Regions from separate parts of the Homo sapiens genome. Here region 2 is linked to region 1. Evidence: read pairs that join two places in POLR2A ChIA-PET (ENCODE). Cell type or tissue: A673. All regions are shown on one strand. Each heading gives the region's core, and the rest is flanking DNA. Links, peaks and the distances in the headings are about the cores only.

Region 1 (12,307 bases), core at 3,731-7,730:
CACGTATTACCGACTTTAATTCTCACCTCCCTACCTGGCCTCCTAAGGGAGGCATTACCATGTGTATTTTTCAGATGAGCAGGCCAAGCCCACAGAAAGGGTTAAGTACTCTCTGGAGGTCACACTACTGATACTGTGCAGTCTACTCTTCTATGCCTGAGTCCTTGGCCCTCGCTTCTTTGCTCAATGTCTTATGTCACACTCTGCCACCTTTCCTGGCTTGGGAAATTCTGCCCAGTTCCACTTTCTCTGAGAATACAAGCAAGGTATCCACCCCGCAGGGAGGCTCACACCATCTCTGCTACTCTCTGCTTTCTCCAGAGGCTGCCTGGGGCCCAATGCAAGGCTGCTGGGGAGAAAAGCAAAAACACAGGCTTATTTGGCTCTGGAATCTTTGATTACAAGCCCCGGCATACACATGCCTTGGAATTATCTAACATATCATTTCCAGCCCCAGCAACTGCTCTCAGACAAAGGGAGGTGGAACTCTGAATCTGTGTCCCCATAGAACTGGAGAATACCACATCACGATGGAGGAAACATTGGAGAATGTCTGCTCCAACTCCTCCCTTTAGAGATGGAGAAACTGAGGCCAGGAGAGCAAAAGGGTTCACATTCTAAGCTAGATCTAAGGTTCCATATTCTAAGCTGGGTCAGATGCCTACCCATAACCCTGTAATTGCTCCATTTGGTGGCTGGAGAGGAACATGGGAACAGGGTATCACCAGGAATCATTAGAAATGATAATGAAGATAATGATGATGATGATTGATTGATGATGATTGTGATGATGATAACCAATACTTACATGGGAGTGCTCCTCTAGGAACACTTCTAGAAATCTCCTGGTGCTTTGCTTTATGACTCAACATGTGTATTTTATAGCTGGCAGGATATATCAAGTCTGCCTTTCATGGATGCCTAGAAGTCTTCTTGGTATCCTGTCTTCATTCCTTTCTAGATACCTCTTTGTACTTCTCCCCCCATTGGATCTAGGTAAGGTAAGGCCTGTTTGTCCTGGATCCTCACCTCAGAGTGAATGTCTTGCTGATAAGGATCTCCTCTGATGGAAGAACTTTGATATCTTCTTTTGCCAGAAGACCACCTCCTTCCCAGAGTGAGGCTGGGGAGAAATGAAGGCCACACACAGGCCAGGCATTAGACAATCTGGGGGTACCTGCTCTCTCCTCTGAGAACGCCTCTTCCCACCCAAGGGGATGGCCCTCACTTGCACCCAGGTTTGTACTGTAACCTTCCCCCACAACACAGTTGACAGCATGAGGAGTGGACGGCAGAAAAAAGCTGGACTATTAGAATTTGGAGCTGGAAGTTGAGACATGACAATCATGGTTAATTAACTGGGTCTGTGAGGACCAATGATCTCTGAAGGCCAAGGCTGCCATTTTGAGGTGGCCATCTTCCATCGTATTCACAGAGAAAGCCAATGAGGCTCGTTAAATGACTAGAAGGGTGTCGCAAAACTCACAGAGGAGATGCCTGGGCTGGGCAGCCCAGGAGGCTTCAGGGTTCAGGGGCTCTTCTGATTACAGACCTCTCCTGGAGCTGGCTTCAGAAAGAGAAGTTATCAGCACAAGTATTTGTTGAGCATCGAATGCCTTGTAGTTTGTCCCTAGAAGCAGAGGATGAGACAGGGATTTCATACAAGGGATTACTTGAGAGAGCACTCTCAGGAGATCCTGAAATATCCCATGGAACACTAGGGCAGGGGTGCAGCTGGGCCTCAGGATCAGACCACAAGCAGGACCTGAGTACTAAAGGGAACCCAGAAAGTACTCTCTCCCCCATCTTTCATCTCTGCCTGTCTGCTCACATCACACAAGCATTTCTGCTTTCCAGAAAATGGCTTTTACCAGCAGCAAGCTGGAATCTTTGTTTGTAGTCCACATTCTAAGTTGGATCAGATGCCTACCCTTTATCTAATTAACTCTGGCCCGAGTGACAGGGTCCTACTGCACAAACCTGGCTGCTCCCACTGTAACCTGTGGGTGGAGGGGGTGCACTTCCCAGAGAAAAGGGGAGGGGAAGCCAAGCAGAGACAACGGCTTGGATTCAGTCAGCCTTGAAAGGATGGAAAGAATAAGAGTGGAGGTGAGGAAGGGAACAGCATCTTCTGCTAAGAGCACAGAATAAGCAAAGGTGTGGAGGTCAGAGAAAGACAGAGCTGGAAGAAGGAAAGGAGACTGTTATTTTCTCCAGCCTCGGTCCCCTTTAGTGTTGTGCTAGTGTTGTGTTCTTAAGAACTGATTTAGTGTGTTTAGTGTTGTTTTCTTACGAACTGATTGCTCAATTTCCATGAATTTTTGTGGATTTTTTTGAGACAAGATTTCACTGTCACCCAGGCTGGAGTCAGTGGCACAAACATGGCTTCCTGCAGCCTTGACCTCTGGGCTCAAGCAATCCTCCTGCCTTAGCCTCCCAAGTAGGTGGGACCACAGGTACATCCCACCAGGCCTGGCTAATTTTTATGTTATTTGTAGAGATGAAGTCTCTCTATGTTACCAGACTGGTCTTAAACTTTTGGGCTCAAGAGATCCTCCCACCTCAGCCTTTGAAAGTGCTGGGATTATAGGAGTAAGCCATCACACCTGGCCAAATTTCCATGCATTCTTACACCCAGCTGTATTAAGGCTGTATTAAGCACAGCCTTCAATAACAATCTATATAAACTTATAATTAAGTAAATTATAAATTGATATGGTCTGGCTCTGTGTTCCCACCCAAATCTCATCTCGAATTGTAATCCCCATAATCCCCATGTGTCAAGGAAGGAATCTGGTGGAAGGGAGGTGATTGGATCATGGGGGCAGTTTCCCCCATGCCGTTCTCATGATGGTGAGTTCTCATGAGACCTGATTTTTTTTTTTTTTTTTTTTTGAGATGGAGTTTCCCTCTCGTTCCTAGGCTGGAGTGCAATGGCGCAATCTCGGTTCACCGCAACCTCCACCTCCCAGGTTCAAGCGATTCTGCTGCTTCAGCCTCCTAGTAGCTGGGATTACAGGCACCCGCAACAACGCCCGGCTAATTTTGTATTTTTAGTAGAGACGGGGTTTCTCCATATTGGTCAGGCTGGTCTCGAACTCCCGACCTCAGGTGATCCACCTGCCTCAGCCTACCAAAGTGCTGGGATTACAGGCGTGAGCCATCTTGCCCAGCCGAGACCTGATTCTTTTAGGAGTGTTTGGCAGTTCCTCCTTCACACACTCTCTCTCCTGCCACCACGTAAGACTTGCCTGCTTCCCTTTCCACCATGATTGTAAGTTTCCTGAGGCCTCCCAGCCATGTAGGACTGTGAGTCAATTAAACCTCTTTCCTTCATAAATTACCCAGTCTCAGGTATGTCTTTATAGCAGTGTGAAAATGACTAATACATAAATAGAGGTAATAAATTCTCAAAACTTAGTACTTCATAATTATTTTACTATATTTCACTATTATCTGTGCTCTTATTTTCACCATTTATCTATATGGTAGAAATACTGTATAATTGTGTGCAATTGCATTTCTACTCGCAACTCCACACTCAGTGACATCATGCTGGTAGCCCAGTCCCCACGGTGGGAATATTTACACCATGGAGATCAGGAAAGGCTATAAATCAGGGTTTTCCTTCTCCCTCCACCAAGAGCCTTTCGTTTAACATTTACCAGCACACCACTGCTCAAAACCTGGGCTTCCCCCATTCGACTCACTGCATTCAGATTGTCCATTTATGTGTATATCTCATTAGACTGGCAGCTCAGTGGAAGGAGAAAATGTGTTTGCTTGGTTTTCCGACATCATCCCAGTGTCAAATAGTGCTTGGCACAGAGCAGATGTTTAGCACGTTTTTATTGGATTAATGAATTGGTGAATGAGGAAAGTGACCACAGATGGGTTTGGTCAGATAGAGTGATTGGGGACACTACGGGAGGACTCAAGAGAGGGTTGCTCTTTGAATTTCAAGAGCCATTATTCTAGACATGTTCTGAATGCCCCAGGCAGGAATGTGTTTGTCCCACTATTTTAATGAGAACTTAAAACTTTGTGTTCCATATAAGCACTGCCAGCTCAGCCCTAAGACTTGGATTCCTAGCAGCTATGATTCTGTAATTATGCCCAATAAATGCCAGTAAGATGCTAAACAGCATAAGCATCAGTGACTTCACTGTTACACAGCAGAGGATTTCCCAGCTAGCCAGCCTCCCAGGTTAGATTTTTCAGGAAAGAGCAAAACTGCCTGGAGGTTCTTCCTCCACAGCTTAACAGAGCTGGCCCTATGACAGTGGCATGCATAATAATAACTAAAAGCATAATTATAACTGCCACATTCTGAGTGCTTACTCTATGCCGGTCACTTTATTATTTCAATTAAGCTTGACAATTGCCCTCTAAGTTAGGTATTCTTGTCTCCAATTTTACAAATAAAATAAATAGGCTCAAAAAGGATAAGTAATCTGCTTAAGCTTCCACAGCTAGGTGAGTGGTAGAGCTGGGATTTGAATCCAGGTCTGTCTCCAAAGCCCAGATTCTTTCTATAGCCAGAGTGAAAGAAGGCCAAGGGAAAGGTAAGGTCTTTTCCATGCTCCCTTCTCAGGATCAAGAATTATTTAATTTCATCTCGACAACGTTAGGATCTGATGTTAGGCCCCTCTCTGTACACTTCATATAATGGTTGACTACAGCTCGTTGTTTCTTTGTATGGAAGGTATTTGGAGCTGTTCAAGAAATGTGGAACTACTCTCAGAAAGATTGTGAACTGCTGTGCTTTAGAAACAAAAAGTAATTCATAAAATCCCTTAAACACACCCACACCAAAAAAATCTTGGAGATGGTGCTATTTTTGTACTCAGAGGCCTTGAAGGACAGGACACCCTGAGTTACTCAACCTCTCTGAGCCTTGGTTTCTTCCTCTGATGATAATATCCACTCAAAGAATTATGGGGAAATTAAATGAATTCTCTGTGTCAAGGCCTCAGGCATATAAAGGGCTCTGTCAACAGTGGCTGGTGTCATCATGGGAACCCCCTAGGTACGGGCGTGGAGGTGTTTAAGGTGAATGAGCTTGAGCCAGTGTGTCAGGGATACAGGGTACATCCACTGAGTTACGGGAGACCAAGCCATATGGCAAGATGGATGGGTCTTATAAAAAACGGGAGGAAACCATATTCATGGATGCCTGCTCTGGGCATTATCTCCTCCAAAGCTGACGAAAATTTCTCAGATTGGAACTACTCTCACTCCCAGTTCATAGATCGAGAAACTGAGGCACAGCAAGGTGAAATCTCTTATTTACATTTCACAACTAGGGAATGGCAGAGCTGGGACTGGAACCCAGGTTTTGCTCCAAAGCCACTGCCTTTCATGTGGGGCTGGGAGCATGCCAGGCTGAATGAAGGCACTGGGCAGGAGGAAGCTGTCGCAGGCTCACACAGGAGACTGACACTGTTGGAGCAAAATCAAGACGTTTCCTGTGGAGGGGCACAGGGGCCCACAGCCCTAACAGCCCATGCCTGCCAGGGATTTAGCAGGAAGAGCTGGCTTTTGTTCTAGATGAATCAGCCCAGCTGTTTCTGAAAGCCCAGCCCCACTCTTCTGGGCTCAGCGGACCAGAAGGCATTCAGCTGTCCCCGCAGGCCACCAGTGGGATGGGAGGGGGCAGTACTTTGTACAGTGGACTGCACCATTTACAGAGAGTTATATTATCACAACACCGAACAATGGGCTTTTCAAATGTTGTGCTGTTTCTTGGAGTTGAAACACAATCGGGCCAGCAATGCATTACCTTCTTAGGAATTTAGAGAAACTTAAAACAAACAAACAGACAAACAAACAAAAAAACTGATGATTGGATTAAAGTTTCAGTCCAAAGTTGATCTCCCTCCTTTCTCCTCCTCCCCTTCCACTTTCTCCTTCTTACATTCCCTTCTCCCTGTTCTTTTGCACTTCTGTTTCTTTTTCCTGGTTTTTCTCCTCTCTCATCACTGTTGTCAGCAGTAGCAGACTTTGCTGTGAAGTTCTAATAGCTTTGCCCAGGGAAGTAGAACATCCGAGTTCCACCCCGTGTCTCCTCTACCTTGCAAATGACCCTGGGCAAGTCATCCACTCCTCTGAGTCTCCATTGTGTCATCGGCAAACTGGGACAATAGAACAAAGTAACTCCAAGAGAGATTATACCTGGCTCATAAAACCAGGAGCTTTTCCAGCCCCTGGTTGTGCTGCACTAGCCCCAGCACAGGTTTCCTGTCCCAGGGAGAACCAGAGAGCATTTGTCTCATAAGATCCATTCAATTGCCTTTCAAAACGTTAGCTCTTAGGTCAAGTCACTCTAGGTTGTCTTACTTTACATCTGGAATTTATAAGAATGTCTTCAAAAATGCACAGTGCAAATGCAATCACTTCACTTAATTTTTTCTCAAACCAAAACCACCAACTTGAGAAATCAATACCTAATGAGCAAGAAGCACGTTTCCCCGATGGAGATTTCCTCTCCTCCTGAATGCTCCCCAAATTCTGAGGCTGAGGCAGTCCCAGCGAGAAGGGGTTCATCCTGCCACACCAAGCAGGCAGTCTAGAGTTTTGCTTTCTCCCTGGCGCAGTCTTGCTGCTTTGACCTTGACCTCAGCCAGATGACCCTGCAGATCCAGGTCTCTAGGTGAGCCCCCTTGGGGTCTCAGGGAGCTGTCCAGCTTCCTCTGTGCTTAGTCCAGACTCACGCTCAGCTTCTCACACAGCCATTCTCCAAAGTCTTAGCTGGCTAGAAATCTTATATCAAATTTGTTTGTATACCTGTCCCTCTTTCTTGTCTCCAGATGCCCTACATGTCCCCCTGTAGGGATGGGGGAGGAGCCTTTAAACAGTTTAAGGTGAAGTACCCCAGAAAGACTTTCAAGCCTGTTTTTCCCTAGAGCTGAAGAAGAAAAGCAGTTAAATCTTCAGCAGCAAGCTGTGATCTCTCTTTTAAAGTATACTACTTGATCATGGCATAAAATATTAATACAGCAGATGCAGTCTGGCTTCATGAGACCCACGAAAGGCTCTGGGAATCCCCGGTGCCAACAGTCACGGCTCTTAAGCTCTACTTTTTATCACTAATCCAGACAAGCTCTGAGCTTCTTTAGCCTGGCGTTGGTGGCCACACATGATCTGGCCTTGCTTTAACCCTCCAGCCTCATCTCATCCCCTTCCCACCTGAACCCCATGCCCCTATGCCACAGAATCCTGCTGGTTCCTGTCAGGTCATGCTTTGTATCACCCCAAAACCTTCAAACCTTGGCACCCCAGCTCTCTTTCTTGGGACTGCGTGTCCTAATACTTTCCCCCTGTTTAACTCTCCTTTATTTTTTCAGGCTCAGTTTTAGAGGACCCTCCTTGCAAAGCCTTCCCTGTCTCCTCCAGGGTGTATTACATTAGCAGCCCCTCCGTGGTTTCACAGTTCCTTGCACATGCCTCCATCATAGTACTTTCTGGACCATTCTGCTGAAATAGGCTCCCCTGTCTCGTTATTCTCCACTCCAGAACTCTGCTTAATTCCCTTGTAAGTGATGGTTATTTGTAATGATTTCATTACTGGGTTGTTTACCATCTCCCACACTAGACTTCGAGCTCCCTGAGGGCAGGGCCAGATATCTCAATCTCTGCTTCCTGTGAAAATGCCCAGCACAGCACCCTGGACAGATCAGACCCTCAATACACACTGAATTGAATGAATTGCACTGACACTTATCACACTGTGGTATACTTACCTGTTTATGTTTCTAGCTCTATCAGTGAATCCCTCATGGGCAGGGACCAAGTCTTGTTCACTATTGTGCTCCCAGTGCCCAACACAGAACTTGGTATACATTAGGAGACTAGTAAATGTTGAATGAATGAATGGATGAATGAAATGAATAAAGAGATGAACTAACATGAAGGCAGGATGAACAGATGATCAAATAAAGAAATTCCAAGTAACCTTTCTGAAGAAACTAATTGATATTTTTTACTTTTACTATTTGAAATAAATATCAGTCTCTTCTCTTGATTCTGCTCACTTATGCTGCTGGGAAAAAAAAAAAACTTGTAATAGAATTGGTCAAGGCTAACCTTTAAAAAACAATCACCACAGAAATCCAATAACTGGAGTAGCCTTTTAACGAGTAGGCAAGATGTTGATATCAATTTACGTTAATTAGTAAGGCTAAGATACCTTCTCAAAATGTCTGCTTCTGCAATCTTCTAGATTTGTATCAGATATCACCCCTTAGTCTTTCCAAGTTTCATATTTAAAAAAAAATCAGTAACTACTTAAATATCTTCAATATAGTTTTTTTTTTTTTTCTGATAAGGAGTCTCACTCTGTCGCCCAGGCTGGAGTGCAGTGGTGCAATCCCGGCTCACTGCAACCTCCTCCTCCTGGGTTCAAGCAATTCTCATGCCTCAGCCTCCTGAGTAGCTGAGATTACAGGCACACACCACCACGCCCAGCTAATATTTGTATTTTTAGTAGAGACAGGGTTTCACCACGTTGGCCAGGATGGCCTTGGCCTTGAACTCGTGGCCTCAAGTAATCCGCCTGCCTCAGCCTCTCATTCAATACAGTCCTTATCTTTAAGTAAAGTAGCCATATTTCCCCAAGTTCCCTGAAATCAGAGCATAGCACCAGATATAGGACTGACAACAGTCTGACACTGTAAACCGAGGACTGCCCTAGAATACTCCGGATGGGTAGTCAGCACACCCACAGATGTTTCTATTTTTACACAGTTGTGATCATCACATTTAAGCAATTATAGACTATCATTTTTTCCTCCTTACATTATTAAGCAAACATTTTTCCATGTTGCCATATGTTCTTTATACTTTTTCTGAACAAGTCATTTAACCTCCTGAGCCTCTGGCTTTTTGTTTTGTTTCATTTTTTTGTTTTGTTTTGAGACAGGGTCTCACTCTGTTACCCAGGCTGGAGTGCAGTGACGCAATCTTGGCTCACTGCAACTTCCACATCCCAGGTTCAAGTGATTCTCCTGCCTCAGCCTCCTGAGTAGCTGAGATTACAGGTGCACACCAACACACCCACCTAATTTTTCTATCTTTAGTAGAGATGGGGTTTCGCCATGTTGGCCAGGCTGGTCTCGAACTCCTGACCTCAAGTGATCTGCCTGCCTTGGCCTCTCAAAGTGCTGGGATTACAGACGGGAGCCACCACATCTGGGTGAGCCTCAGTTTTCTCACCTGTAATCACTTCATCTCCAGGGAACCTCCCCTAGAATTCTTGAGAGTTCAATGAGCTAATGGAAGGGGTTATTCTAGCAAGTAAGAGTACAGGTTTCAGGGGTCACATACCTTCGTGGAAGCCTGGCTCTGAAAATTCCTTATTAGGTTAACTTTGGGAAGTTACTTATCATCTTTGATTCCCGATTTTCTCATTTGCAAACTGGAAATTATAGTGCCTTATGCAGAGAATTGGTATGTGGATTAAATGGGCTTTTTAAAATGTATGTGTAATATTTAACCTAATGCCTGACACATGGTAGGTCTTAATAAATTATAGCTACTATTATTATAGTTACTATTAATTATCATACTTTTCTTTTCCGTAGAGTATATATATAATGATTACTTGACCTTTATCAAATGATTTCCTGTTTCTTACTCTTTTTTTTAATTGATAAATAATAGTTGTACATATTTTGGGGTACAAATGATATTTTGACACATGCATATACAATGTGTAATGATTGAATCAGGGTAATTTGGATCTCTATTGCCTCAAACATTTCTCTTTTTTGTGTTGGGAACATTACAAATCTTCTGTTCTAGCTATTTTGAAATATACAATAAATTATTGTTAATTATAATTTACTGTACTATCAAATTCTAGAACTTATTCCTTTTTTTCTTTTTCTTTTTTTGAGATGGAGTCTCATTCTGTTTTGCCCAGGCTGGAGTGCAGTGGCACGATCTTGGCTCACTGCAGCCTCTACCTTCTGGGTTCAAGCGATTCTCCTGTCTCAGCCTCCTGAGTAGCTGGGACTACAGATTTCCGCCACCACGGCCAGCTAATTTTTTTTTTGTTGTTGTATTTTTAGTAGAGATGGGGTTTCACCACGTTGGCCAGACTGGTCTCGAACTCCTGACCTCAGGTGATCCACCTGCCTCAGCCTCCCAAAGTGCTGGGATTACAGGCATAAGCCACCGAGCCCAGCCTAGAACTTATTTATTTTATCTGACTGCATTTTTGTAGCCTTCAGCCAACTTCTCTTCATCCTCTCTTCCTCCTTACCCTCCCCAGCCACAATTCTACTTTCTACATCCTCGAGACCCATGGTTTTCACTCTCACAGATGAGTGGGAACATGCAGTATTTGTCTTTCTGTGCCTGGCTTATTTCACTTAACATAATGACTTTCAGTTCCACCCATGTTGCTGCAAATGACAAAATTTCATTCTTTTTAATGGCTAAATAATATTCAAGTGCATATATACATCACGTTTTCTTTTGGCTCCTTACTCCTATAGGTAATTTCTGCAAGGTATATCCTCAGGCATACAATGTTTTTCTTCTCAAAAAAAGAAAATCTCTTCAGATTAAACAGATTAAACTCCCAAGAAAAGCCAGCACAGGCACATAGCCTTCCCCTCCCGCTCTTACTTGGTGAGCTCTTGATTTCTTAAGACCCAATTCAAAATATCTTCCTCTAAAAAGGCTCATTTGACCCCCGAAGAGAGTAGATCTCCCCCAGCCCCACTTTACCGAGAACTCACCATCTCTCTCATAGGTATCTCTAAGTCCTCTCCCTCCAAACAATTCCCTCATGACCCCAGAAGGATTTTTCTGGAAATCATGTAAAGCACTGTGTGGGAAAACAGAATTTCTTGATGTCTAGTTAGAGTGTAAATTGATGCAAGATGAAAAAGGACAATTGGAACCGCTATTCTCTATGATCCAGCAGTTCCACCCCCAGGAATTTTTCCTACAGATGTACTCAAATGGGCAAAATGGCATATTTACAAGTTATTAATCATTGCTTGCAATAGCAAAATAATGGAAATCACCTAAAGGTTCACCAAAAGAAGATTATTTAAATAAATTTATTTAAATAAATCATAATACATGCATACAGTAGAATGCCATTCCATTATAAACAAAGAAAGTGGAAATCCTTATGTAGTAAAATGGGGGCATTCTCAAGCTATATCTATATTTTTATGTGTATGGAATATCAGCATATGTGTTAAAAATAAAGAGGGGAAAGAATAGATACATGAGCTAGGCATGGTGGCTTATGCCCATAATCTCAGCACTTTGGGAGACTGAGGTGGGAGGACCACTTGAGGCCAGGAATTTGAGACCAGCCTGGGAAACACAGTAATATCCCGTCTCTATAAAAAATACAAAAATTAGCCAGGCATCGTGGCGCACGCCTACTCCCAGATACCCAGGGACTAGGTGGAAGGATCACTTGAGCCCAGGAAGTTGAGGATGCAGTGACTGTTGTGCCACTGCACTCTAGACTGGGTGACATAGCGAGACCCTGTCTCAAAAATAAATAAATGGCCGGGTGCGGTGGTTCACACCTGTACTACCAGCACTTTGGGAGGCCGAGGTGGGCAGATCACAAGGTGAGGAGATGGAGACCATCCTGGCTAATACGGTGAAACCCTGTCTCTACTAAAAATACAAAAAATTAGCCGGGCGTGGTGGCGGGCGCCTGTAGTCCCAGCTACTCGGGAGGCTGAGGGAGGAGAATGGTGTGAACCCAGGGGGCAGAGCTTGCAGTGAGCCGAGATCACGCCACTGACTCCAGCCTGGGCGACAGAGAGAGACTCTGTCTCAAAATAAATAAACAAACAAATAAATAAATAAAATGAAGATATATGTATTTGCTTGTACTTACGTAAAATACTTTTGTAAGGGTATATAAGAAACTGGTAACACTGGTCACCCCTGGGGAGAATACTAGGTAGCTGGCAGGCAGGGCAAAAGGAGATTTTTCTGTGTATATCCTTTTGTTGCTTTTGAATTTTAAACTAGATATATGTATTAGCTATTCAAAATAATAATAATAACATTAGAAATAAAACGTGGTGGAGACACAAACATATTGCTACGTGTGCTCATTGCTAAAAGGGCTAGCAGAAGAATTCATCTTTGGGAGAAAATTGCTCTTTCAGAGGAGAGAAAAATCTTTCTAAAGGTCTTTTGGTTGTGCAAAGCCAAAGACCAGAGCCTGGTCTGGAGAAGAAAGGTTAAAATCATCCTAAAGAGAAGTATGACCTCTTTAGGTAAAGAGGCTCTGCTTTTAAATAATTCTTTCCTCCTGTGT
Region 2 (12,307 bases), core at 4,327-8,326, 400 kb before region 1:
AAAAAAAAAAAAAAAAAAAAAAAAAGTAAGGCTTACTATGGACCCTTTAAGCTGAAATACACTTGCTGTCTATGTGATTAATATGATGTTTTACTTTGTTTACATGTGCATGCACTTACATAGAAAAATATCATATTACACAGTAGCCAAAAACTTGTTATCAGACGTTCTCTTTGGAGAAGGGGACGGGCTATGAATGGAAACAGATGACTGTACAATTTCCTGAATGAAAAATAATTAAGACTTCCCAAAACTAATAGTAAAATTAAAATATAAATAGGTGATATGACTCAGCACAAATTGTACTCGATGAATACATCTGAAGAGAAAAGAATAGAAGGAAGAGAAAATACAAAATCAGAAAACAAAACAAAACAAATTAAAATCCACAACAGCCTGGGTGCAGTGGCTCACACCTGTAATCCCAGCACTTTGGGAGGCCGAGGCAGGAAGGCTGCTTGAGGCCAGGAGTTCAAGACCAGCCTGGGTAACACAGCGAGACCACCATCTCTAAGAAAAGTTAAAAATTTAGCCAGGTGTGGTAATGCATGCGTGTCATCCTAGCCACTTGGGAGGCTGAGGCAGGAGAATCACTTGAACCCGGGAGGCAGAGGTTGCAGTGAGTGGAGATCGTGCCACTTGAACCCGGGAGGCAGAGGTTGCAGTGAGTGGAGATCGTGCCACTGCACTACAGCCTAGCGACAAAGCAAGACTCCATCTCAAAAAAAAAAAAAAATCAACAACAGCTCAAATGGTGATATGGTTTGGCTCTGTGTTCCCACTCAAATGTCATCTTGAATTGTACTCCCATAATTCGCACATGTTGTGGGAGGAACCCGGTGGGAGATAATTTAGATCATGGGGGCGGTTTCCCCATAGCGTTCTGGTGGTAGTGAATAAGTCTCATGAGGTCTGATGGGTTTATCAGGGGTTTCTGGTTTTGCATCTCTCTCATTTTCTCTTTCCACCACCATGTAAGAAGTGCCTTTCACCTCCCGCCATGATTCTGAGTCCTCCCCAGCCACATGGAACCGTAAATCCAATTACACCTCTTTTTCTTCCCAGTCTTGGGTATGTCTTTATCAGCAGCGTGAAAACAGACTAATACAAATGGCCAGTTAGAAAAAGTGGATCTGGCTGGGCGTGGTGGCTCACGCCTGTAATCCCAACACTTTGGGAGGCCGAGGTGGGCAGATCACTTGAGGTCAGGAGTTCAAGACCAGCCTGGCCAACATGGCAAAACTCCATCTGTATTAAAAAAAAAAAGATGAAAAATTAGCTGGGTGTGGTGACGCACAACTGTAATCCCAACTACTCAGGAGGCTGAGGCAGGAGAATCATTTGAACCTGGCAGGCAGAGGTTGCAGTGAGCTGAGATCCCGCCACTGCTCTCCAGCCTGGGCAACAAGAGTGAAACTCTGTCTAAAAAAAAGAAAAAGAAAGAAAGAAAAAGTGGATCAGAGAAGTCCAAAGATCAGGAATCAGGAACATACCTGTGGGTGGGGAAACATAGCTCCCACGTGGAAAGTGAACTGGCTAGTGCTCCCCGAGGGAGGGGCCAGGTGAACTGAGCAGGAAGCCAAAGGTAAAAAACACCATGCAGGCCAGGCGTGGTGGCTCACGCCTGTAATTTACCCCAAAGTGCTTTTCCCCAGCACTTTGGGAGGCCAAGGTGGGTGGATCATTTGAGGTCAGGGGTTCGAGACCAGCCTGGCCAACATGGCAAAACCTGGTCTCTACTAAAAAGACAAAAAGTTAGTCAGGCGTGGTGGTGCACACCTGTAATCCCAGCTACTCAGGAGGCTGAGGCAGGAAAATTGCTTGAACCCGGGAGGCAGAGGTTGCAGTGAGCCAAGATGGCACCACTGCACTCCAGCCTGGGTGACAGAGCAAGACTCTGTCTCGAAAACAAACAAAACACACCATGCAACAAGTCATGGAATCTTCAGATTGTTAGAACTTTCCAGACGAAGAGCTGTCCAGCTTATGCCTCTGTGTACGTCTATTTAAGAGTGTTGTGTGTGTGTGTGTGTGTGTGTGTGTGTGTGTGTGTGTGTGTGTGTGTTGGGGCTGGGGATAGGGGATGAAGCCAAATAAAGAGTTTGCTAAAATAATGCATTGATAAATTGGCAGCTCTCCTGGCTCCCACTGCACACTTTTTCTTTTTAATTTTACTTTTAGTTCTGGGATACATGTGCAGAACGTGCAGGTTTGTTACATAGGTATACATGTGACATGGTGGTTTGCTGCACCCATCAACCTGTCGTCTAGGTTTTAAGCCCCACATGCATTAGGTATTTGTCCTCATGCTCTCCCTCCCCTGGCCCCCCAACCCGCCGACAGGCCCCGGCGTGTGATCTTCCCCTCCCTGTGATCTTCCCCTCCCTGTGTCCACATGTTCTCATTGTTCAACTCTCACTTATGATTGAGAACATACCACTGCACACTTTTTCTAGCTCAGCCTTTAGGCACGCCTCTCTGGGACAGGGAGGAGAGGTGTTGCTTGGAGGTTACTAAACCTTACCCACCTGTGCTACGCACAATAATGTTCCCCAAGGAACCATGCGTCCTAATCCCTAGAACCTGTGATATGTCACCTTCTATGGCAAAAGGGACTTTGCAGATGTGATTAATTTAAGGATGTCGAGATGAGGAGATTATCTTGGATTACCTGGGTGGGCCTAAAATAATCACAAGGGTCTTTACAAGAAGGAGATAGGCAGGTCAGAGAAAGCAATGCGATGATGGAAGCAGAGGTGGGAGTGACATGGGGCTATGAGACAAGGAACCAGGCAACTTCCAGAAGCTGGCAAAAGCAAGGAAATGGATTCTTCTCCAGAGCCTCAAGAAGGAATACAGCCCTGCTGACACCTTGATTTTAGCCCAGCGAAAATGATTTCAGACTTCTGTCCCCCAGAACTGTAAGACAATAACTTTCTGTTGCTTTGAGTTACAAGTTTGTGGTAATTTGTTACAGCAGCCACAGGCACTAATACATCCATGGATCCAGGCTCAACATATTCTAGTTACATTAAAGTAAAGATAGAGAGATACAGGTTCAGATCATCGTCTGATTCAGGACTATGGAATTTCAAGGGCTCCCATCTCTCCTCTTTCAAATCTACAAATGGCTTAATAAAAGAGAAGAGCTTCCTTTTAGAAATACCACACTTATTCCCATATAAGGTAAGCTTTGCTCTTTCTCCATAATGCACCTTTTATCAAAAGACATATGCGATAGAGCTTGAAAACCACAAAAATATAGGATACCTTGGTTGCTTCTTTCATAATATAGCTTGGAGATGTTTTCACATCTGTACACATGTTATCCTTTCATACAGTCACTCCACACTCTGTGTATTTTACCTTTAGTATAGGTACTAAGTACATCAGTAATACTTCTTTAGGGTATATAAATTCTAATTATAGCACTCCAGAGGGAACCATGATTATCAAAACCTAAATATCCACATGTATTATTTAATTCATCTTATTTTTCATTTCATTCATTAACTGTAAACTATTTTCCCCCCAAATTTCCACCTTAGTAATGTTCTGCACTTTTGTTCTTTTCTTTATTTATTTTCATTAGAGACGGGGTCTCACTATGTTGGCCAGGGTGGTCTCCGACTCCTGGCCTCCAGCAATCCTCCTTCCAGCCTTGGCCTTCCAAAGTGCTGGGATTACAAGCATGAGCCACCATGTCCAACCCATGTTTATTTGAAATCTATATTATTAAATTAGAACAACATGGCTATATGAAATAACAGGCTTATTTTTTCTAACAAATATAAACAGGCATAAGGTTTTAAGTGTGTACATACTGGCTTTTCCATATCATTTTGAAACTTTCTTTACCTTTCTGTATTTGACAACTTGGAAGTCAAATTTTAACTTATCTCCAAAGTTCTAATTTAATGATTTGATACTAAAGCAAAACTGAATTTCAGTCCTTTGTGTAATTTTTAGCCTCTAGAACAGTTGACTCAGACTGTATATAAGATCCTGTAGGGGACATGAGGTTATAATTTGGGAAAGCTACAAAGAAGATCATTTTATGTTCTAGAATAGATCATGATTTTATGTTCTAGCATAGATGATTTTATGTTCTACAATAGCACTAGGAAGTTAGCGGGAAGGGGAACTGATATAAACCTGAAGCTTATTCCATCTGCTACGCCATGGATCATAGAGTCCTTTGTCTCTGACCCAGGGGTCTCGTGTCTTCCGCCAGCACTCATGAAACTACTTGTTTAACTTGTTAGCTGCAAGTAAAGTAAAATCTCAGCCACTTCAGTGATTAGCCAAGAGCACCAAAATATACTTAATAAATTTAACACATAAGAGACTAATAACTCAGAAACTCTGCTGAGAGACATTAAGGATCTAAATAAAGAGATATACTACATTCAAGGCTTGGAAAACTCAGTATTGCTTAGTTGACATTTCTCCCCAAACTGATCCATAGAGTCAACGTAATCCCAATCAAAATCCAAAATAAAAATTTTGAGGACACTGACAAGATGAATTTTAAATTTAGATGGCAAACCAAAGGACCTAGACAGCCAAACAAAGTTGAGAAAGAAGAAACAGGTTGGGGGACTTACATTACCTGGTCTCAAGAAGTACTTTGATCTTGAAACATAGCTAATTTACAAAACAGTGTAGTATTAGCATAAGGATAGACATACAGATCAATGGAACAGAATAGAGTCTAGAAATAGACCCATACATACATGGGCAATTGATTTTCAAAAACAGTGCCGAGGTAAATTGATGCTGGAAAAGATATGTTTTTCAACAAATAGTTCTAAAAAACAACTAGTTGTCTCTATGTAATAAAAATGGATCACCAGGAAATGTGGAGAAACAGATCTAAGAGAGATAATGACTGTGCCACGTATTTGTATTTTTATCCTAAAATCGACTCCTGAATTAAGAAACATCAGCTCCACCTTTAATCGGAGGAAACTGAAGTTCAAACCATGACCACACAGCTAGGAAACGTTGAAAACAGGATTCAAGCCCGGATATCTCTGAATCTAAGGGTTGCCCCAATGTGGGAAAGGAATGGCACTGTGCAGAGATGAGTGAGAAGACAGTGCTCCCAAGTGACTCAGGAAGCTGAGTTCGCGCCTGGCCCTTGGCCTCTCTCTATGTCCCCAGGGCCCAGCTCAGTCCCAGCTACCTGGCAGAAAGAGATGAGGGATGTTGATTTCACGTTTTGGTTTTATGATGTTGAGTTTGGAGGTGGTACAGGTACAGTGTCCTGAGGCCATGGAACTATGATAGCCTGCTGTCTCCTAAAGGGAACTGGGATCGAGTTCCAATGGTCTGTAAGCTCAGGAGGTGGTTCAGAATCAGAGGAGGTTGCCCACTGCTGCTGGGGAGTGGAGTCTGGTGGGAGAGGGACATGGGGACAACTGTAGAGGGCTCAGCATCCAGCCCACCATTCCTGCCCGGAGGATCCTCAACATAGAGCACTCGGGGGCAGGGCACAGCAGCTGCTCAGAGGGGACGTGTTTGGCTTGGAGCTGGTATTCCAGAGGTGGGGCAGAGGTGCTAATGAGACACATCCTTCCCAGTTACATCCCAGGATGCTGGGTAGGGCCCTTCCGCAAGGACAGTGCAAGGGTTTGCTCCCTTGTTGGTCTCTGGTTGGCCGCGTTAATAGTCTGGTGTAGCCTAGTATAAATCCTACAAGGTTTTCAGCATCTGTCGACCTTGTCCCCAGGTTTTCCTTTTGCTTCTCTACTTGAGCTCCCTAACAATTGCTTTTGACAGCCCATGCTTCCTATTCCTTATCTCCAGACACGCCTCACTTCCAAAGAATTCCCAGCCTTCCAAAAATCTCTGGATTTCCTGAACACTCCAAGGATGAATTCACCGGCCCAAAGTCTTCTCTCAACCCTGAGTTTCTTTTTCCTTTTTTACTTTCTGAGGATTTCTAGTAATTTGAGTCGGCAGTGTCACTTTCCCCATTTTTTCTTCTGGAGTTTTCTTCCCACGATTCTTTTCTCTGCATCTGCAGGGCCCATTCCAGGGCTGGCAGAGAGCTGGCATTTACTCTGTGCTGCTGGAGTTCAGGAAACTAAGGAGGTCTCAGGGTGTCCATATGTGTTTGCTCCTCTCTGCCATGTGCAATTTCACCATATCCATTTTTAAACACACAATGCAATTCGACACACTTGGAAGCATAGGCTTCTATGTAAAAGCAGAAAGCACATGTAGGCAGGATACCCACCACCTTTAGGTGGCCAGTTATGCCTGGAGAGAGAGTAGGTGGCTTTAGCTGTATCTTGGGCGTCAGCAAACTTTCCATAAAAGGCCAGATAGCAAATATTTCAGGCTTACAAGTCCATATGGTCTCTGTCTCAGCTATTCAACTCTGCCATTGTAGCGTGAAAGCAGCTATAGACAATACACAAATGAATGAACATGGCTGTGTTCCAATAAAACTTTATTTATGGGCATTGAAATTTGAATTTCATATAACTCCCTATGTTCTCCTTCTTCTGACTTTTTGTTCCAACCCTTTAAAAATGTAAAAACTATTCTTGGCTCACAAGTCATACAGAAACAGATGAGGGGCTGGGTTTGGCCAGTAGACCACACTGTCCTGACTCCTTCTGGACCTGAATCATTTCTATTTCTAAGAAAGATAGAAAGAAAAGAGAAGAGAGGCAGGTATGGCAATGTTAAGGTTTGTTCAACCTGAGAGGTGGGTGTCTGCAATATTATTTTCTATGCTTTTCTGTTCTACTTTAGAATATTTTAGAATTTTCAAAAACTTAAAGAAAAGAAGGGGAAGGGCTGGAAATAACCCCCCAGTGATCCCAGAGCTTATTGGTGGGTGCTGGATTAAAGGTGATTTTTATTTTCTTCTGTTCTGTAATAGATATTTACTGCTTTTTGTAATCTTAGGAGTTGGGTTTTTTTGTTTTTTTTTTTCGAGACAGGGTCTTACTCTGTTGCCCAGGGCGGAGTGCAGTGGTGCGATCATAGGTCATCACAACCTGGAAGTCCTTGGCCCAGGCAATCCTCCACCCTCAACCTTTTAAACAGTTAACACCACAGGCCTGTGCCACCACAACAAAAAATTTTAAAATTTTCTGTAGAGATGGGGTCTCACTATTTGCCCAGGCTGGTCTCAAGCTTCTGGCCTCAAGTGATCCTCCCGCCTTGGCCTCCCAAAGTGTTGGGATTACAGGCATAAACCATGGTGCCTGGCCGTAAACATTATTATTGTTGTTGTTGTTGTTTCATGTAGATGGAGGGGTTTGGCCCAAACTGGTGGTCTGTCTCCCGGGGACCTTCCATAACTTCTGGAAGAGAGCCTCTTCCAGAATTTCCCCGACACACAGGAGCCGGAGCACTCCCTGTGCTAGTAAAACCGGCCCTTCCCTCTGCAGACAGCATTGCCAAAGTGGGGGAGGGGGGCCACAGCCTGGGTTCCCTGAAGCTCAGGGTCCCAGGAGAGTTCAGAGGCTGCTCCTGATGGGGAGAGACACTTACCCCACCCTGTGTGCTGCTAAACCTACAATTGTGAACAGGTTTCTAGATACCAGGTGGAACCATGACTGTATTGACAGTTAATGGGAAATCCAAGCTTCTCTTGCACCCCCATTTTCACCAAACTTCTCCAATCCTGTCCTATTCTGCACCCCACACCTCCTCTCCCCCAAATAATCGATCCCCTGCAGGCTCCAGCACCTTTCTCGCCTTCTCCTGAAGCTGCTCCCTGAAAAGCCCCTTGCCCAGTCTTGTGCCAAAACCCCTGCAGCATCAGCATCCAAGGCAGGCCCATCAGCCATGTCCACAGCCTGCCGGGCATCCCCCACCCCAGCCCTCAATGACCCTCATCCTCCCGCTTCTTCACGCCTTTCCAAGGGCCTTATCCCACCACCTTATCCCACCACCAGCTCCCACTCCTCTCGCTGTAAGGACGACCCCTGGACTTCTCCTTCGTGGGTGTCAGCCTACCATCCTGTGAGAATTCCAGGAACTAGTTCAATGTCTATAAATGAAAACTATGAAGTAGCATAATATGAGGGTGGGCCACACAGAACCACTGACTTCTTTTCTTGCCAAATATAGATGTTTAAAAAAAAGAACACCATTTAGTATGGTGCATACTAGACATTTATGTATTGCATAAAAGGAATGTTCTAACCCCAAAGAATCCAAAGACCATCATCTCAGAATAAAAAAGAGGCATCAAAATGGGTTACTGAAGTGAAATGGATGTTATGGGAAACTCGCTGCAATGCCCTTACAGTCCTCATTTCACCGCAGGCCAGGGAGAGATCGTGGCAGGAGCCCAGCACTGGCCCTCAGATGGCGGCATCCTCTCTCCTGTGTCAGCCCTTCCAAACTTCCCAGCTCCTCTCCACCTGCCCTCTGCCTTCCCCCATCCTGCACCTGCCGGCCTCCTTCAAAATTCCCCAGGAAGCGGACTGGCCTCCCTGCTCCCTCTTCCCACTTTCTTCTCCCTGCACCATACCAGTCTAGCTTGAGGGTTGTTAAGAGTTCTTTTCCTAAATCACAGCTCTGGTAAGTATAGTGAGGGTTAAACATCCTGGACTCTGCCACTCAGTAGCTGGGTGATGCTCAGCAAGTCACTTAACCAGTCTGAGCCTCAGTTTTCTCATCTAGAAAGTGGAGCTGATAACACCACCTGGGAGAATGATGATTTAAGGCAGGATGCATGTAAAGGACTTAGAAGAACCCCTGGTGCTGTGTAAGTGCTCAAGACATGGAGATCACTGTTATCATTCCTGTTATTTTCAAAATCCTTCCTTTGATTCCCAGTGGTCTGCCAGGGGCTGTTCTCCCCTCTTTGCTCACCACTCAAGGCCCTGCCTACCTTTCCAGTCACACCATCTGCTAACCTTATGCCAAGACTCTTCCCCTTGGCCTCTGAGCTCCCGAGGGCGGGGGCTGGCTATATCTGCTGTGGCAGCCCCTGGCACCCAGGTCACACATACTAGGTGGCTCGCTAAAGCTCTGCTGCTCTGAACAAGTACCAGTGAGACCTGTGGCAGCCTCTCAGGGTAGGGATGCCGAGAAACCACCTAGGTGGGTCCAGTCCCCACTGGCATCACGTTTTCTTTCTTTTTCTTTTCTTTTTTCTTTTTTTGAGACGGAATCTCGCTCTGTCACCCAGGCTGGAGTGCAGTGGCGCGATCTCGGCTCACTGCAAGCTCAGCCTCCCGGGTTCATGCCATTCTCCTGCCTCAGCCTCCCAAGTAGCTGGGACTACAGGAGCCTGCCACCACGCCCGGCTAATTTTTTTGTATTTTTAGTAGAGACGGGGTTTCACCGTGTTAGCCAGGATGGTCTCGATCTCCTGACCTCGTGATCCGCCCACCTCGGCCTCCCAAACGTTTTCTTTCTAGATCAGCCCTAACTGATTTGCAAGCAACCCCTCAGACTTTGGGTGAACAGCTAATAATGACAATTCTCCTGGCCTATAATGACACCCTATGCTGCATCATATCTATCTGTTACATGTGCTTCTGAGCCCAGAGATGTTCAGTGACTTGTCTGCAGTCACACAGCATTTATGACCTAGTCAGGACTCTGTACACGCTCCTAGGCCAAACTCTGTGTCCCCAGAATAGAGGTGTAAATGGATAGAAAAACCAAGCTTATTCCAGATTACCAATTTATTGGTTTCCAGTCTCCGAACCCAAAGTCCACAAATCTCCATGCCAAGCAGGACAGTAGGAAGGAGTCATCTCCGACTGCCCAGCACCCTTGGGCCCCACTCTCTCCTCTTCTCCCCTCTCTCCCTCATCAGCCAGGGGCTTGGGGAAGGAAGGCAGAGCCTCATGGCCCCAACATCTCCCTCCCTGTGCTCTGCCTTTTTTCATTTCACAACTATGTCGGCACATCGCCTCCAAAGGCCAAGGAAAAAGAAATAGCACAGCCCAGATGCCGATAGTACTCTCCTGTCTGTCAGGGAGAAGAGAAGAGGGAAATAAAAGCTAACAAGGCTTCCAAAAGCAAAATCCCCAAACCACCTCTCAGGTACCCAGCAGCTGTCAAAGTCAACACAGGAACCTGGCGAAGGGAGGAAAACCCATCCCCAATAAAACCCAGGCAGTTGTGGATCTGAGATTCGGAGACTGAGCACCGCCGCATTTCCAAGGGCGTGATGGGCGTCCTCGGTGGTGCTTCTCTGCTAACATACAGGTGGTCTGTCTAGACCGAGGAACCAAGCCTGTCTTTGCTGAGTATCGAGTCTACTTTTTTTTCTCGTTATTATTATTTGGAGGGCTATTGAGATTCCCTTGCTTCCTTATTTATGCAACTGGGAAATCACAGCACAGAGAGCTGCTTCCAAACTGAAGGCCACATGGGCCAATTTCAGATGGATAATTAAATATTGAACAAACGCTGAAATGCCTCTACTGAATCGGGATGGCTAAAAATAGCCACCCCGCCACTCCTAGAGCGGGCACGCGATACGTGGGCATCTCGGCTGCTCATTCTCAAACCCCTCCTCCCTGCAACTGTCAAGCGCAAGCTTCCAGGGAAACAGAGGAGGCAGAGGGAAATAGACTCCCCGAATACCTACTTAATGGAAAACAAAACTTCAGCTCCCAGCAAGCTCTGAATGTTCCTGACCAGGAAATACTCTCCCTTTCCTGACATTTAACCAAGTGGCCCCGAGAGGGAGGTGCAGGGGAAATATCACAGCCATTGCCTTTCTCTTAAAAATAGTCAAAAGGCTTCATGTCATTTCTAAAGCAAAACACGTATGCAGCCTGGGATGTGAGCGTGTTTGTGTCAAGTTCAACAGTACACGGGAGTTGAATCGCCATTCTCTCCCCGCAGAAGACCCAACCAGGAGCCCAGGCACTTCAGTTTCCCTATCTGGGCTCATCTTAGGGAAAGCAACAAACTACACCAACACCGAAACAGGATACAAAGGGATCTGAGTTCCAGACCCGGATTTCTCGTTAACATCTTTAGGTAACCACGGGCAAGTGGCCTTGGCTCTGTGGGCCTCAGTTTCCCCAGTTGTCAAGGGAAACAGTTGGCTCCTGGTACTGGAGCCATAAGTATCCATCTCTCCAACCTCCCCATTCAGCAGCTGGGCAAATAGGCTCCAAGCCCCTCCCTGTACCCCCAGGTCTTAGTAAGTACAGAATTAAATAGAAGGATGGAGATAGAAGAATGAAAACCTGAACCGCTGAGATGAGGAGCATGCCCTGGGTCCATTCCAGCGCTCTCTGAGTTGCAGCAACCAAGAAAGTTAGAGGGAGCCCTGGGGCTTCTGAGCATGAGCTTTCGAGTCCAGTGGACTGGGTTCAAACCAGTTATTTCACCACCCCGACAGGAAAATGCAGAGGAAATATCACACCCAGAGCTCCGTTTCCCACCTGGTAAAGGAAAGTGACAACAATAACCCCTACCTGCTAGGAGGATTGGAGAACTGAGATGAGACATGAGGTAATCAGGGGGAGCTCTTGGCATGGGGCCGGGCACACATTCAGCTTGGTGAAAGGGAGCTGTTCTCTTCCTGATTATTAAAGATGATGAGGGTGGGTCAGGAAGGACAAAGGCAAGGGCAAGAGGCTGACATTCCAGCAGATTCACTGGGGCCTGTGGCCTCCTTCGAGGACCTAGAGAGCTCTGGGGATTAGGCCTCAGGTGTCTGCCAGGCTCCAGGGACCTCACACCAGGGGACTCTGAACCCTCAGCACTAAGGGCTTTGGTGGAGAAACATGGCTGAGGCCCTGAGACCTGTCGCATGCCCTGGGAAAGGGCATGGTTGGCAGGTCATGAATGACAGCAGGATCCAGGGGGCAGGGGCAGGCCGGGGAGGTCCCACCTGAGCTATCCCAGGCAGGTGGAGGAGGCAACCAGATGCCAACGGGGCCACTCCCCTGCCTCCCTCCCAAGCTTTGACCAAGACTGTGAGAGACAATTGCCATGAACACCCAGTGAAGTCATTGGCTGTGAAGGGAGGTGGCCTTCTCAAAGCCAGGGCCTGACCTTAGAAAGGTCTGCCTGCCCACGGATATCGCAAGGTGAATCTCAGGACCTGGAGGTGGGCAGAGCTGGGCTCCACCATTTCTGAGCTGTGTGGCTTTGGGCAAAGCTTTCATTCTCTGGGCTACAGTCTCCTCACCTATGAAATGAGGATAGTATCAGTATCCATCTCACAGTGTTGTTCTGAACACTGCATAAGACAAGGCAAGTTCAGAGTTGAGCTCATTGCCAGGCATGGAGCAGGCACGCAGCACACAGGAGCCGTAACAAAAAGGAGCCATTTTCACCCTCATTACACAACCTG

Evidence for each region. Peaks named below come from ENCODE experiments on the same cell type or tissue, not always from the same donor. Only the 100,000 strongest peaks of a DNase experiment are listed, where the experiment ranks them.
Region 2: POLR2A ChIA-PET joins it to region 1 with 11 read pairs; 1 of 35 experiments calls an interaction of 5 or more read pairs at or near these places.

Annotation. Positions count from the first base shown.
Region 1 is chr9:121,254,477-121,266,783 of GRCh38, reverse strand. It overlaps a transcript of GSN not described here. Among named protein-coding and RNA genes, the nearest start is that of GSN, 7.5 kb to the left of the region's middle. RefSeq lists an enhancer at 4,978-5,477. In A673, for the core only: no CTCF peak of the experiment used is centred there; a DNase peak (open chromatin) is centred at 5,513; H3K27ac peaks cover 1,584 bases.
Region 2 is chr9:121,656,626-121,668,932 of GRCh38, reverse strand. All of the region lies in intron 1 of DAB2IP (DAB2 interacting protein), which reads right to left. Among named protein-coding and RNA genes, the nearest start is that of DAB2IP, 11 kb to the right of the region's middle. In A673, for the core only: no CTCF peak of the experiment used is centred there; no DNase peak of the experiment used is centred there; H3K27ac peaks cover 950 bases.